Regions from separate parts of the Homo sapiens genome. Here region 1 is linked to region 2. Evidence: chromatin contacts called from ENCODE Hi-C or POLR2A ChIA-PET data. All regions are on one chromosome and are shown on one strand. Each heading gives the region's core, a stretch centred on a gene start or an enhancer-like site at or near the end of the contact. The rest is flanking DNA. Distances are from core to core; before and after follow the strand shown. Region 1 holds the start of PLCD3 (phospholipase C delta 3). Region 2 holds the start of FZD2 (frizzled class receptor 2).

What was found. Hi-C counts contacts between places; a loop is a spot of excess contacts on that map. ChIA-PET counts read pairs that join two places held with the same protein, here RNA polymerase II (POLR2A). Pooled maps may share reads with other maps.
Region 1: a pooled map shows a loop between it and region 2 (5-fold over the local background). The contact joins the promoter of PLCD3 here to the promoter of FZD2 in region 2. A Hi-C loop is called at or near these places in 7 of 50 pooled maps. POLR2A ChIA-PET finds 5 or more read pairs at or near these places in 2 of 52 experiments (K562 and OCI-LY7).

Annotation. Positions count from the first base shown.
Region 1 is chr17:45,127,662-45,134,851 of GRCh38, reverse strand. PLCD3 (phospholipase C delta 3) reads left to right here and starts at 2,337. Exons shown (of 15, transcript NM_133373.5): 1 at 2,337-2,604. The coding sequence starts at 2,442. It also overlaps a transcript of ACBD4 not described here. RefSeq lists an enhancer at 1,544-1,613 and silencers at 2,084-2,303, 2,404-2,533.
Region 2 is chr17:44,554,058-44,560,810 of GRCh38, reverse strand. FZD2 (frizzled class receptor 2) reads right to left here and starts at 3,327. Exons shown (of 1, transcript NM_001466.4): 1 at 1-3,327. The coding sequence starts at 3,122. The coding sequence ends at 1,425. RefSeq lists silencers at 2,581-2,630, 2,876-3,122, 3,521-3,620 and enhancers at 2,117-3,077, 3,295-4,062, 4,063-4,832.

The DNA of each region.
Region 1 (7,190 bases), core at 1,088-3,587, 580 kb before region 2:
AATACAACGATTATAGTTACCAATAATTTATTGTATCTTTTTATTTTGTTTATTTTATTTTATTTATTTATTTTTTTGAGACGGAGTCTCACTCTCTCCCGGGCTGGAGTGCAGTGGCGTGATCTCGGCTCACTGCAATCTCCGCCTCCCGGGTTCACGCCATTCTCCTGCCTCAGCCTCCCGAGCAACTGGGATTACAGGCGCTCGCCACCACGCCCAGCTAATTTTTTGTATTTTTTAGTAGAGACGGGGTTTCACCATATTAGCCAGGATGGTCTCGATCTCCTGACCTCGTGATCCGCCGACCTCGGCCTCCCAAAGTGTTGGGATTACAGGCGTGAGCCACCGCGCCCGGCCTATTGTATCTTTTTAAATTAATTATTTTAAAAACAATTTTTGTAGAGGCAGAAGTCTCATTATGTTGCCCAGGCTGGTCTTCATTCAATACCTGGCCTCAAGTGATCATCCCACCTCTGCCTCCCAAAGTGCTGGGATTACAGGCGTGAGCCACCGCATCCGGCCAATTTATTGTATATTTCAAAATAACTGGGCGGGAAGTGGTGGCTCAGGCCTGTAGTCCCAACACTTTGGGAGGCCAAGGCAAGAGAATTGCTTTGAGGCTGCAGTGAGCTATGATCATGCCACTGCACTCCACCCTGGGCAACCAAGTAGTGAGACCTTGTCTCTAATAAACAAATAAAATACAAATACAAATAACTAAAAGCGGAATTGGAATGTTCCTAATACAAAGGAATGATAAATGCTTGAGGTGATGGTTACTTCAATTACCTTGATTTGATCATTACACATTTTATACCTGTATCAAAACATTACATGCCTCTCCATAATTCTCTGCAACTATTAAGTGTCCATAACAATTAAAAGAAATGTAGACTTAGCCTATCCAACAACAAGAATAACAAAAGGGTAAACCAGGAGAATAAGGAAGGTTGTTTCTGGAGGAAGGAACGGCAGGATCAAAAGCACAAAGGCGAATACGATAATCAAGAAGAAAATTCAGGGCCGGGCGCGGTGGCTCACGCCTGTAATCCCAGCACTTTGGGAGGCCGAGGCGGGCGGATCACGAGGTCAGGAGATCGAGACCATCCCGGCTAAAACGGTGAAACCCCGTCTCTACTAAAAATACAAAAAATTAGCCGGGCGTAGTGGCGGGCGCCTGTAGTCCCAGCTACTTGGGAGGCTGAGGCAGGAGAATGGCGTGAACCCGGGAGGCGGAGCTTGCAGTGAGCCGAGATCCCGCCACTGCACTCCAGCCTGGGCGACGGAGCGAGACTCCGTCTCAAAAAAAAAAAAAAAAAAAAAAAAAAAAAGAAAATTCAGGACCCCAGAGTGGCGTAGGGACCCAAGCCAGTGTGCAGAATCTCTGGGCCTGGGAGATCTGAGGATGGGGTAGAGCAGGGCAAGTAGGTGGCAAATCAGGCCCTGAGCACTAGCCTCTCTGTAGGATGCCACGCCGCTGGCCGCCGCAAAGTGGCGGTGTGCGCCCATGTCTCTGCCGGACCCAGGCCACCGGCCGCAGAAACGCTGCCACCTGGACGTCCCCCACTTCGCGCACGCACTCTGGTGCTTGCATATAAATAGTAAGTGCACACCCGACTCGGCCACCAGAACCTGCACACGGATGCCCACCCACGGGTTGACGTCGCGGACAACTACACCGCGGGTGCCGGGCTGGGGTGCCGGCCTGTCCAAGCCTCGAACCCAGAACCAGTTGCTGGGGACTCCAGGCTCGGCTCCGCCTCACGCTCCCCAGGTCCGTCAGCTCCGAGACTGTGGCTCTCCGAGGGGGCAGCACCTGGCCTGGCACAGGGAGGTTAATCCTATGACGTCACTGCCAACCTCCCCACCCCCATGCCCATCCCTTCGGGTTCGCGCTGCCCCGAGCGGCTCAGCTCCCGGGGTTCTGCCTTCGCTCCCGGCCCTGCGTCCTGTCCCGGCTCTGGTTCCCTGCTGAGGCCTGCGGCGCGACGGGGACGCGGAAGGGAAGGAGGAGGGGGTCCTGCGTCAGCCTCGAGTCAGGGCCCCCGGGAAGGAGAGGGTGTCTGTGCCAGAGGATGGCCCTCGTCCCCGGTGCCGGCTCCCACCCCCAGCCCCGCAGCATGGGGGCTCTAGTCACCCTTGCGGCCAAGATCAGAGGCTCGCCCGGACTAAGGGGAGACGGACTCACGAGCAGGGGCGAGCGCTGAGGCTCCGGGCTTCCAGGCCACCGCCTGGCCCCGCCCTCGCACCGCCCCGGCCCCGCCCCCTTCCCTTCCCGCCCCGCCCCGCCCCACCTCCTGCTGCCTCCTCCGACTCCCTCCCGCGCCGCTAAGTTTCTTCGCTCGCCGCCTCGCTCAGAGCCGGGGCCGGGCCAGAGCGGCGCCCCGCTGCCCTGTCCCCGCGTGCAGACCCCGGGCCCGGCCCCGGCCCCCCGCCAAGCCATGCTGTGCGGCCGCTGGAGGCGTTGCCGCCGCCCGCCCGAGGAGCCCCCGGTGGCCGCCCAGGTCGCAGCCCAAGTCGCGGCGCCGGTCGCTCTCCCGTCCCCGCCGACTCCCTCCGATGGCGGCACCAAGAGGCCCGGGCTGCGGGCGCTGAAGAAGATGGGTCAGTGACGGGCAAGGGGCGGTGGGGTGGGCGCGGACCGTTCCCAGAGGCCCAGTCTGGGGCGCTCCAGGGAGCAGTTCGTGGATTCCCCAGGCTGCACGGGGCTGGGAGGCTATGGCTAGGGGCGGAGGGCCAGCTCCCTCCAGCTGGGGGTCGCACCTGGGGTCATCCGAGGGTCCCGGGGCGAGCCGGGCGCCCAGGGTGTTCTTTGCTTCCCACCAGGGGGCGCTCGCGGGGCGTCTGAAGCGCGAATTCGGGCACGGGGCGCTGGTGGGGTCTCCAAGGAGAATGGAGCGGGAGAGGGAGGCTTGGGGTGTCCCTCGTCCGGCTCCCCAGCAGTATCTAGGTTCTGCCAGGGTGTCTCGGGGTCTTGGCAGCCCTTAGGAAGGATGCGAGTTTGCGGTCGGCCTCCGCAGAAGAGGCTGGCCTCCACAGCAGCCCTCCAAGCCGCGGCCCCACAGAGGCGGCCACAGCCACACTGCTCTGGCAGGACTGGTCTAACAGCCTACGTCCGACAGCCAAGGCTCTCACCTCAGATTTGGGGAAGTCAGTCGTGGAGAAGGAATGTAACTGTGGCTCATTGGAACATCACAGAGGCAGCTGGCACTGGGTGGGTTACACAGGTGGTGTCTTGCAATCTTCCTCGACTTCCTAGGTGGGAGGTGAATCCTCATTTCACAAGTGAGGAAACTGACTCAGAGACGGCAAGGAATTTGCCTATGACCACACAGCCAACAAAGGGCAAAGTGTGACTGGCACCCCGGTGGTGCCCCACCACATGGGCCCTGGTACCCTCTCAGAGTCTGGGAAAAGTGGGACCCGCAGGGCAGTGGAGGGCTTGAATGAGAGGGTGTGTGCGAGAATGTTGTCTGACGTGGAAAGGACCGCGCCACTGAAGTGCTGCGTTGGACCTGCCATTGGTAGAATAGTCAGTGATGGAGAGGCTAGGTGTGGAACTCCGGAACAGAAGGACAAGGCTGCCAGGGACCCCGTGTAGAACTTGGGGCAGAATTCAGGGGTCCTGATTGCCAGTTTTGCCTTCTTGTTACCTCGACTCATTCCACCTGAGCGCTGACTATGTCTGGGCGCTGTGCCTGGCACTCTGGTTACTGAGACATAGGACACCATCTCTACCCTGCCATCCATTCAACTGTGCATGCATTGGACAAGCACTTATGCGGTGCCCATGGTATGGTACTATGGTACAAGCACTTGTGGAGTGCCTATGGTATGCTCCACCCTGGGGCTCTTGCATTAGAGAGCTGAGGTTCCAGCAGGGAGATCAGACAGTGAAACAAAGGAACAGGACCTTGGGGGTGGGGGAACAGGGGGCAGCACATGAGGGGCTGGGGAGCCAGCAGGCCCTGGCTGGCCCCAGCTGAGGAAGACGGGAGTGGCAAAGGGGAGAGGCTGGGGGTGGGAGGAGCTCCTCCAGGCCCTCCCTGGAGAGTCATGGACTTTATCTGGAGGGCATCAGGAGCCCCAGAAAGGGCTTGGGCAGGAGTGAGTGTGGAGAGTGGGGGGCAGGTTGGATGAAGGCAGGGGCGAAACAGGGAGACCCAAGGAGGGAGGCTGAGGAGTTAGTTGGGCAAGGGGTGGGGACCAGACTTGGGGGACACCCAGGATGGACCCCAGAACTCCCAGGAGATAGACTGGGCTGGACTCTGTGATCGACAGGTGTCATTCTCTGGGCTAAGAAATGGTGTGGTTTGGGGATGGCTGAGGGCAGCCCTGGGAGTCAGCCCTGGCAGGGTCACGGGTGCCGCGGAAGGGCTGAGGGGAGGCCCCATGCCCATTGGCCTCTTCATCCCACACGTTTGCTGAGCGCCATTAGTGGGCCAGGGTGCTGTGCCAGGGGCTGGGGCTACAGAGATGAGTAGCACAGAGCTTTGCCCTCAGGGAGTGCACAGTTTAGTGGGCAGAGTCACATGCAGACAAATAATTACAGCTGAGCCCGGGCCTCGGTACTCATCAGCTGAGTAAGGCTGCACGGGAGCTCTGGGCACCTCATCAAGGTGACACTCTCGGGAACTACATAGATATCAGAATGTCATCTAGGTCACCCTCATTCCTCACCACTGCCCTGTCCTGCTGAGTGACTGCAGAGAGAGGAATGTTGAGTCCGAGTCTGTTGGGAATGTCCCTTCCCCAGGCCATAGGGAGTCCAGGGACAGGGTGGAGAAGGAAACCCAGTCTTGGGGCCCAGCCCCTTGGGCCATCAGAGGCCAAGGCCTAGGCCTGTCACCCAGGTAGCCTCCCCCGCCTCGCTCTGCCCCTGCCATCACCACACCCCTTAGCCTAACAGAGAATAGATTTTATATCAAATCAGGTCAAGGGACTAGGGCAGGGAGTGGCTTAGAGGGGCCTGAGGAAGGAAAATCCTTTAGGGCCACACTAGGGAGACCCAGATGAGCGGGGAAGGAGGAAGAAAACACCCCCACAGTGAGTGGGAGTCCTTTGTCCCCCCTCCAGTCCCCCGCTCCTGGGCTGGGCTGCGGACTTGCAGGGAATCATTGAAGAGAGAGGAGCGCTAGAGCCCAGTGAGCACCCGCCATGCGTGAGGCACTGTGCTGAGCTTGCATCAGACCTGATCCTGCTTAATCCTCAGGCATCCCTGTGCGGGAGGTGCTGTCCTCATGTCACATTACAGACGGGAAGCTCAAGGCGGAGGGGTGAAATCACCGCCCAAGGCCACATGCCTGCCTGCTGCCAGAGCCTAGTTTTCCATGATGGCTCCCAGTGAATACTTTTTGTTGTTGCTGTTGTTGTTAGTTGTTTATGAGACAGGGTCTCATTCTGTCACCCAGGCTGGAGTGCAGTGGCATGATCATGGCTCACTGCAACCTCAAATTCCTGACCTCAAGTGATCCTCCCACCTCAGTCTCCCAAGTAGCTGGGACTCAGGAGACTGGGAGACTGGGTACCACCACATCCAGCTAATTTTGTTTCTGTTTTTTGTAGAGTTGGGGTCTCACTGTGTTGTCCAGGCTGGTCTTGAACTCCTGGGCTAAAAGAATCCTCCTGCCTTGGATTCCCAAAGTGCTGGGATTACAGGTGTAAGCCACCATTCTTGGCTAGCCTGATGAATACTAATGAACAATTTTGTCACTGTCCCAGGCGCTTTTCGCATATTATCTCATGTAATGCTCACACTAATATGAGGTAGGTGGTACCAGTAGCCTTCTCTTACAGATGAGGAAACTAAGACTCAGAGAGATTTGGTAACTTGCCTAGGGTTCAAAGCTGGGAAGTAGCTGAGAGAAAATTTGAACCCAGGCAGTGTGGCCCAGAGTCCGTGCTTGTCACACAGTGACTGATAGAGAAGCTGATACCTGCAGGGGGCCTCCTGGCCGCTCCTCTCCCATGGGGGCCCTGCCAGCCCCCAGGAGCGTCCTCACAGGGCTGCCAAATAAAATACAGAACACCCGGTTAAGTTTGGAATTCCGCTAAATGCGGAATATGGAATGTATTTATACTAAAAAATTATTCTTTATCTGAATTTCACATTTAACGGGTGTCCTGGATTTTCTCTGGCCACCCTGTGTCCCCACAGCCCCGTGTGTGCCTGTGCCCTGATGCTCCGCCCCTGCCCCTCATCCTCCCCATGGGCAGAGGCCTGAGTGGGCAGAATCCTGCCCCCTTGCCTCCCCAGCCTACACACACTACCAAGTGCCCCTGAGCGAGAGGGCTCGGCCCATGGCCTGCCTGGGATGTCTTCCGCAGGGTGAGTGGGACTGCTGTGGGTGACTTGGCAGGTGAGGGTCTTCAGAACAACCCCCAGCCCTGGCAGGTGCCTGGCCTGGGTGGTGGGTAAGCTGGGTGGCCCTCCAGTCTAAGCAGGGGCATGCCAGGTGGGACTAGGGGGCTGGCTCTGCCAGGCCCTGTGGTCCCCCTCACATCTTTCCCTGTCCCCTACCCTGACTTCCGCACCCAACCAGGTTTCATGCCTGTTCTGGCCCCAGAGAAAAGGGTGCTGCCACCCCCACTTGCTGTGTCCCACCCGGGGCCAAGGGAAGCACCGCCTGCCTTTCCTGACTTTGTTGATTCTCCAAGGAATGTTATGGACTCTGGCACCGAGCCCCCGCCAGGCTCCAGCCCTGGGTGTGGCAGCCAGCTGGGTCACGGGGGACATGCTTGGTGCCTGAGGTGTGGAGGCTGCCTGCTGGCTAAAGGATTAGGGTGGGAGGGTCTTTGGGACCCCTCGCCATTGTGTGTCCTCTCCTAGAGCCTCACAGCCCCGGCCACCTGGAAACGCTCTTTCTCTACTCCCTGCTCGGCCTTGGCCACAGCTGCTGGCTGTAGCAGTTCCCTGCATGACTCGCATTCCTGTGGAGCCCTGTGTGCACCTCCCGAGTGCGAGCCGCCTATTTCCCCCTGGCTGGCCCACCTTCCACCCTCTCCACCCATGAACCCTGTACGCACACACACACTCACACGCACACACTCACACACATTCACTCACACTCATACACACACACTGTCTCACGCACACACACACTCCCCACCTATGCATACACCCCACACACACCCTGCCCTGCCTGCATGCCACCCCTCCGGGACACGCCTGGACAGAACTCCCACCCTCC
Region 2 (6,753 bases), core at 2,078-4,577:
GGAGGTTGCAGTGAGCCAAGATCGCACCACTGCACTCCAGCCTGGGCGACAGAGCAAGACTCCGTCTCAAAAAAAGAAAAGTCTTGACTTTATTTGTAGGGGCTCAGGGGAAGATAAGAAACATCTGCTTTAAACATCCTATCAATCTTGTGATATAGAATGTAATGTAAACACTCAACCCACCCCCACAGCCACAAAGGGCCTATCCAGAGACTTCTTCTAAAGCAAAGATACCACCTTTTTTTTTTTTTTCATTTTTTTCTGGACAAATTTTAAATAAACCAGTCTTTTTCTCAAAGGAAAACTAAAAAGCCCACCAGCCCATCAGTCCCCTCCCTCCAACCCACCCGTCTTTATCACTTTTTGAAAAAAATAAGCCCCAAACAACAACAAAAACCCACACAAACCAACCCAGAAACTGCTAACCTGAACGCCAGAGATTTTTGGCTGCGGGAGTGAATAGACTGCAGGGAAAGAAGGGAAGAGATGCTAGGAGGTCTCAAACTCCCCAGATTTGCAAACAAGTGCTCAAAGGCGAATGCTTCCCCTAGACATGAAGGGAGGCAGGATCAGTACTCCTGGTGGGGTGTATGTTGGTGGGGGCTGTTTCAAAACACACTTCAAAAAGCATTTTTGGGCCACTGGAAGCACTTGGTGCAGCGAATTGAAAAGAAGAGAAGCCAGACAGGAGAAAGATCTTCCAGCCTGCAGGGGAATGGGCCAGGGGGTGGAAGCCATTCCTCACCGGATCTCTGCCCTCTCCCCACCAGCACACCCCGACCCCGATTTTTTTTTCCACGTCTTCATCTCTGTTGGGACTTTTCCAAGAGTGAGTGAAGAAGACAGGACAAATGAGTAGGGAAAGAAAAGGGGGAAGGAAACAAAACGAATCCAAGTCCTGTTCAAAAATATCCAACGGCTTCCACAGGCCCAGCGTCAGAGAGGAGGCTCACAAATTTGGCTTTTATATTAGTTGAATGGAACAAACTCCTAACGACTCAAAGCCAACAAAAACAGCGCTCAGGCTGGGTGCCTCTCCCATCAGGCCCAGCCCTGCCATATCACCAAAAAACTCCAAAAGTGGGGCGGGTTTTGAAGGGCACTTAAGAAAGAGAACCCTCCCCCCAACTACACTCCCCAACACACACACACCTCATTCTTCAGTCCTGGCGCCCACACCCCTGTTTTTTTTTCTCCTTTTTTCTTTTAAATAGAAAATATATATAATTAAATTTACAAAGACTATTTACAGTTTTAATTACAAACCTTGTGGGGGTGTTGGGCAGAGAGTTCTCTTTTAAAAAGCAACCTAAAAGTGAAATGGTTTCGATCGTTTTTTATTTAAAAAAATAAAATACGGAGTCTGTAGGGGCCCCACCCCGGGCGGAGGAAAGCGCCGCGCGGTTCCGGCCTGGGGGCGTCCCTCACACGGTGGTCTCACCGTGTCGGCTGTTGGTGAGGCGAGTGTAGAACTTCCTCCACGAGTGCAGCGTCTTGCCCGACCAGATCCAGAAGCCCGACGTGATGCCCACGATGAGCGTCATGAGGTATTTGATCATGTAGACCGTGAAGTCGGGCGACATGCGCGGCGTGTAGTGCGCCGGGCACGGGATGGCCAGGCTCTTGCAGTGCTGGCTCACCCACGAGCGCTCCCAGTGCTCGCGGAAGGCCTGCTCGTAGAAGTAGCAAGCGATGACGATGGTGGCGGGCACTGTGTAGAGCACGGAGAAGACGCCGATGCGCACCATGAGCCGCTCCAGCTTTTCGGTCTTGGTGCCGTCGTGCTTCATGATGGTGCGGATGCGGAAGAGCGACACGAAGCCGGCCAGGAGGAAGGACGTGCCGATGAACAGGTACACGAAGAGCGGCGCTAGCACGAAGCCCCGCAGCGGGTCCAGGCTGTTGAGGCCTACGAAGCACACGCCGCTCAGCAGGTCGCCGTCGATCTGGCCCATGGCCAGGATGGTGATGGTCTTGACGGCCGGCACGGCCCAGGCGGCCAGGTGGAAGTACTGAGAGTTGGCCTCGATGGCCTCGTGGCCCCACTTCATGCCGGCTGCCAGGAACCAGGTGAGCGACAGGATGACCCACCAGATGGAGCTGGCCATGCTGAAGAAGTAGAGCATCATGAAGAGGATGGTGCAGCCCTCCTTCTTGGTGCCCTGCACCACCGTGCGGTAACCGTCCTCGGAGAAGCGCTCGTTGCACACCACGCGCTCCTGGAGCACGAAGCCCGCGATGTAGGCCACCGACACCATGGTGTAGCAGCCCGACAGAAAAATGATAGGCCGCTCTGGGTAGCGGAAGCGCTGCATGTCTACCAAGTACGTGGTGACAGTGAAGAAGGTGGAAGCGCAGCACAGCACCGACCAGGTGAGGATCCAGAGGCGCGCGAAACGCGTCTCCTCCTGTGAGAAGAACATGGAACCATCGGGCCGCGCAGGTTCGCAGGGCGCAGCACAATCACGCTCGCCCAGAAACTTGTAGCTGAGATAGGATGGCACCTTGAGGACGCGCGGGCAGTGGAAGGGGTGCTCCAGCGTGGCGTAGCGCGGGGGAGCGCCGCCGCCGCCCGGGCCACCCGGGGTGCCCCCGGCACCCGGCTGCAGTCCCGGCGGCGGCGCGGTGGTGAGTAGCGCGGGAGCTCCGTCCTCGGAGTGGTTCTGGCCGACGCAGATCTGCTCGGCGCCGTGGCGCGGGAAGTGCTCGCAGCGCAGGCGCTCGGGCCACTGAAAACCGAACTTGTTCATGAGGGCTTCGCAGCCCTGGCGCGCGCGCTCACAGATAGAGCGGCACGGCGGGATGGCCTGTTCCAGCACGGTGCACACGGGTGCGTACATGGAGCACAGGAAGAAGCGCAGTTCGGGCGAGCACTGCACCTTCACCAGCGGATAGAACTGGTGCACCTCTAGGCCTGCGTCCTCCTGGTTCGTGTGGCCCAGAAGGTTGGGCATGATGGTCTGGTTGTAGGCGATGTCCGTGCACAGCGGGATGGAGATGGGCTGGCAGAAGCCGTGGTCCGGGATGGAGATGCCCTTCTCCCCGTGGAACTGGGCCGGCCCGGCGGCGGGCAGCAGCAGCAGCGGCAGCAGCAGGCGGGGCAGGGCGCTGCGGGGCCGCATGCTGGCCGCCGCCCCCCACCCGGCTCCTTGGCGCCCCCCCCGCCCCCGCCCCCAACCCGGAGACTGCGCTTCTTCCCCGCCGCCTCCTCGCTGCGGCTGCCGCCTCCCGCGCCTCTTTGCAAACTTTACTCGCGGCCGCAGAGTTGGGGAGGCCGGGCGGGGGAGGGGGCGGTGCGCCTGCCCGCTTGCTTGCCGCGGTCGGACTGAGCAGCCGGAGACACCGCGCGCTGCTGCCCTCTCTCCTCTTCCTCCTCCTCTCGCCTCTCAGCTCCCCCTCTCCCCTCCCTTCTGCACCCAGCGACTTCTTTGTGCCTCCTCCAGCCCTCACCTCGGCCTCTCCGATCCCAATTAGTCGGTTTCAAGGGGGCCCCCGCTGGCGGCCCCGCCCTCTCCTCAGCCCCCCAAAAAAGGGATCCTTGAAACCGCCCCGTCGAGCTCTAAGCACCAACCCAAAATGTGCTCTCGGCCAATCAGATTTAAACCCGAGGACCAGGCCCGAGGGCTGGATTGGTCGACCACAACATAATGAGATCAGAAACCAGATGCCAACAAAACTTTCCCCCCCTTTTGCTTTTTAAAGAGACAAGCTATTATTATATTAAGGGCTGTTTGCCCAGCCCGGGATTTCTCCGGAGTTGCCGCGGCGAGATCGGGGGACACTACTCGACCCTGGCTCACTCCTCTTCCCGGGCCGAGGTGCTCTGCCGGGTGGGGACTCTTTAAACCCTTGCCCCCGCCCCCGATCCTCGAACCCCACCTATTCCTAGTCCAATTTTTCAAATCGAGTGAAAAATCTCAAATTTAAAAATTAAAACAGACTTTAAAAAAACTAACAATTTACAAAGACCTTTTCTGTCCGCTCTTTCTGGAGCCCAGGCGAAAGTTTCACTTCACTTTACACGTAGATCCCTCGCCCTCCCCCTCCACACACCCTTAAAAAACCCTCTGAAAAATGGGATCCTGTCTCTTTAAGAGACTCTTAAAGGGACCAGGACTCCGAGGCGTAATTGCCCCGTAGCCAACACAAAGGAGCCCATTATGGTTCTTTGTGTTCGGTGGCACCTCAAAGTGAGAAAACTCAGGAACTCGGAGGCCCGGAGCTGGAGGGTTGGGGCGGGGGGCTTGGAGGGAGCGAGGGAAAGGAGAATGGCCCGGAGCTGCGGCTTCTCCCTCCCGCTTCTTCTGCGGCAAATCTTAATTGTGCAAAGTAAAGTTTAGTTGCCCTAAGGAGGAGGTCTTAATCGAAAGTTAATGGTGGGGGGCGGGGGGTGACGGGCAATTTTGAGTGAAGGGACGACTCTCTTAGGCCTGACGAACGTTTGAGGGAATTTTCCTTCTGCCTCCCCACCTCTACCTCCGCCCCCTAAAAGCTTCCAGATCCCGTCTCCAGGGCGAGAGGGGAGTTTTACCCAAATCTTAAGTGGTTCCACACCAGAGAGGGGTGGCGTGTGTGACGCGGGAGGAAACTGGGGGGTTGTGGTGAATTATCCCCTCCACATCTCTCACCTGGTAAGGGGTGGGGTGTGGCCAGCAGGGTTCCTGCTACTTTTAGAATTTTTCTTTTCCCTTCTAGGATTTTAAATTTGGAAAGGGGTCGAGGAGGAATTTGCATGTAAATCTCCTGGGCCTGATACTGGATGATGGATCAATTATTTTCTGTTGTCTCTCCCGAGGGACAGGGGAAAGGGGGGACTTAAAAAGAAGAAAGAAAATTGAGTTTAGAAAGCCCCTTTGCTTCACAGTATGGGCCAAATCCTCACAGTCTGGTGAAATGTTTCTTGCTCCAATATAGAAAAGAATTGTTTTAAACAACAACAGCAGAAGAAGAAAAATAACAAAAAGAGGAAAGGAGTAGGGAGAAGGAAAAAATATTCTAAGTAGATGGATACAAAGGGATCCAGGTTTGACAGGATTCAAAAAAAAATTTTTTTTTCCTGATCGAATGAATGATATAAAGATGTTCCGGTTTCTTACAACTTGAAAATGTTCCTTATTACATCCTGGGGAATTTGCCTTTTCCCTACACCAGGATGAAAATTTTCCTTCAAAATTGGGGCATGAGTGGGTGTCGAGGGGGATATGCCTTTTTTTGTGCATCCCATTTCCAGCCCACCCATCTCTATTCCACCAGCAAGCCCATTTTCTCTCAGAGCAGTCTAAGGATGGGAATGTTGTGCTCTCTCTGCTCCATTTGAGCCTGAGCTTTTGATCCTCAGATCTCCTGCCTAGTCCATCTCAAAGCATCTTGAGAGCCGGTACCAAACATGGAAGCTGAGCAGTGGAAACAAAAATGAATGACAGGCTCCTATACCCCATTCAGGAAGCTCGCAGTCCGATAGGAAATTGAGAGCAAATCTCCAATGTAAACGCAGCATCTTCAATTTCCTTCCATGACAAACCCGTTTTCCTGGCCTAGGGCCAGGTCTGAATGACAGTTATCCCCTCCCAGCCACCCCAAGGCAGATGGGGAGCTGGGGAGCTGGAAACAGGAAATAGAGGACATTCTTCCATTCACTCAGGCAACCTTTCATTCCTTCAACACACTTTTTTTCTTATTTCAAACCACCATAATAGGGGCTATGGAGAATGTGGAAAAAGATGACAGCATCTGCCCTTCAAAAATTTATAGTAGGCCGGGGGCAGTGGCTCATGCCTATAATCCAGCACTTTTGGAGGCCAAGGCGGGCAATCACCTGAGATCAGGAGTTTGAGACCAGCCTGGCCAACATAGTGAAACCCCGTCTCTACAAAAAATACAAAAATTAGCTGGGCATGGTGGTGCATGCCTGTAGTCCCAGCTACTCAGGAGGCTGAGGCAGGAGCTGAGGCTTGAACCCGGGAGTCGGAGGCTGAAGTGAGCTGAGGTCGCGCCACTGCACTCCAGCCTGGGCAACACAGCGAGACTCTGTCTCAAAAAAAAAAAAAAAAAAGAGTTTATAGTAGCCCAGAAGAAAAGTGATTCCACAAAGATGTTACACTTGTCTAGCATTTGTACATGAAATAAGGAGAAATCACGGTATTTCATGTTTACTCTTGCCTTTCACGTGAGGGACCTGAGTGTGAACAGGACCAGAACCTGCATCTTCAGATTACAGGCCTACCTACAGCACTTCTCATTCTGCCAACCTGCCTCTTGAGTACAGGAGCCCTGTAACTAAAGGATGTAATTTGTTATTTGATAGATACAGCATTTATTTCTGAGTTTTTAAAAATTAGCTTGGGCAGGATGCAATGGCTCATGCCTTTAATCCCAGCACTTTGAGAGGCCAAGGCAGGAGGATTGCTTGAAGCCAGATTTGAGACCAGCTGGGACAAGAAGTGAGACCCCTGTCTCTACAAAAATTTTAAAACATTAGCTGGGCATGGTGGTGCATGCCTGTGGTCCCAGCTACTTGGGAGGCTGAGGTGGGAGAATTGCTTGAGCCCAGGAGGTTGAGGCTACAGTGAGCTGTCATCATGCCACTGTGCTCCAGCCCAGGCAACAGAGTGAGACCTCTAAATAAATAAATAAATTAGCTTGGTCATTGACTTGGACCCATTTGTAACTCTGCCACTAACTATACAGCCTTGGAACAGTCACTTTACTTCTTTGAACCTCAGTTTTCCCATCTGCCAAGTAGGAAACCAACAG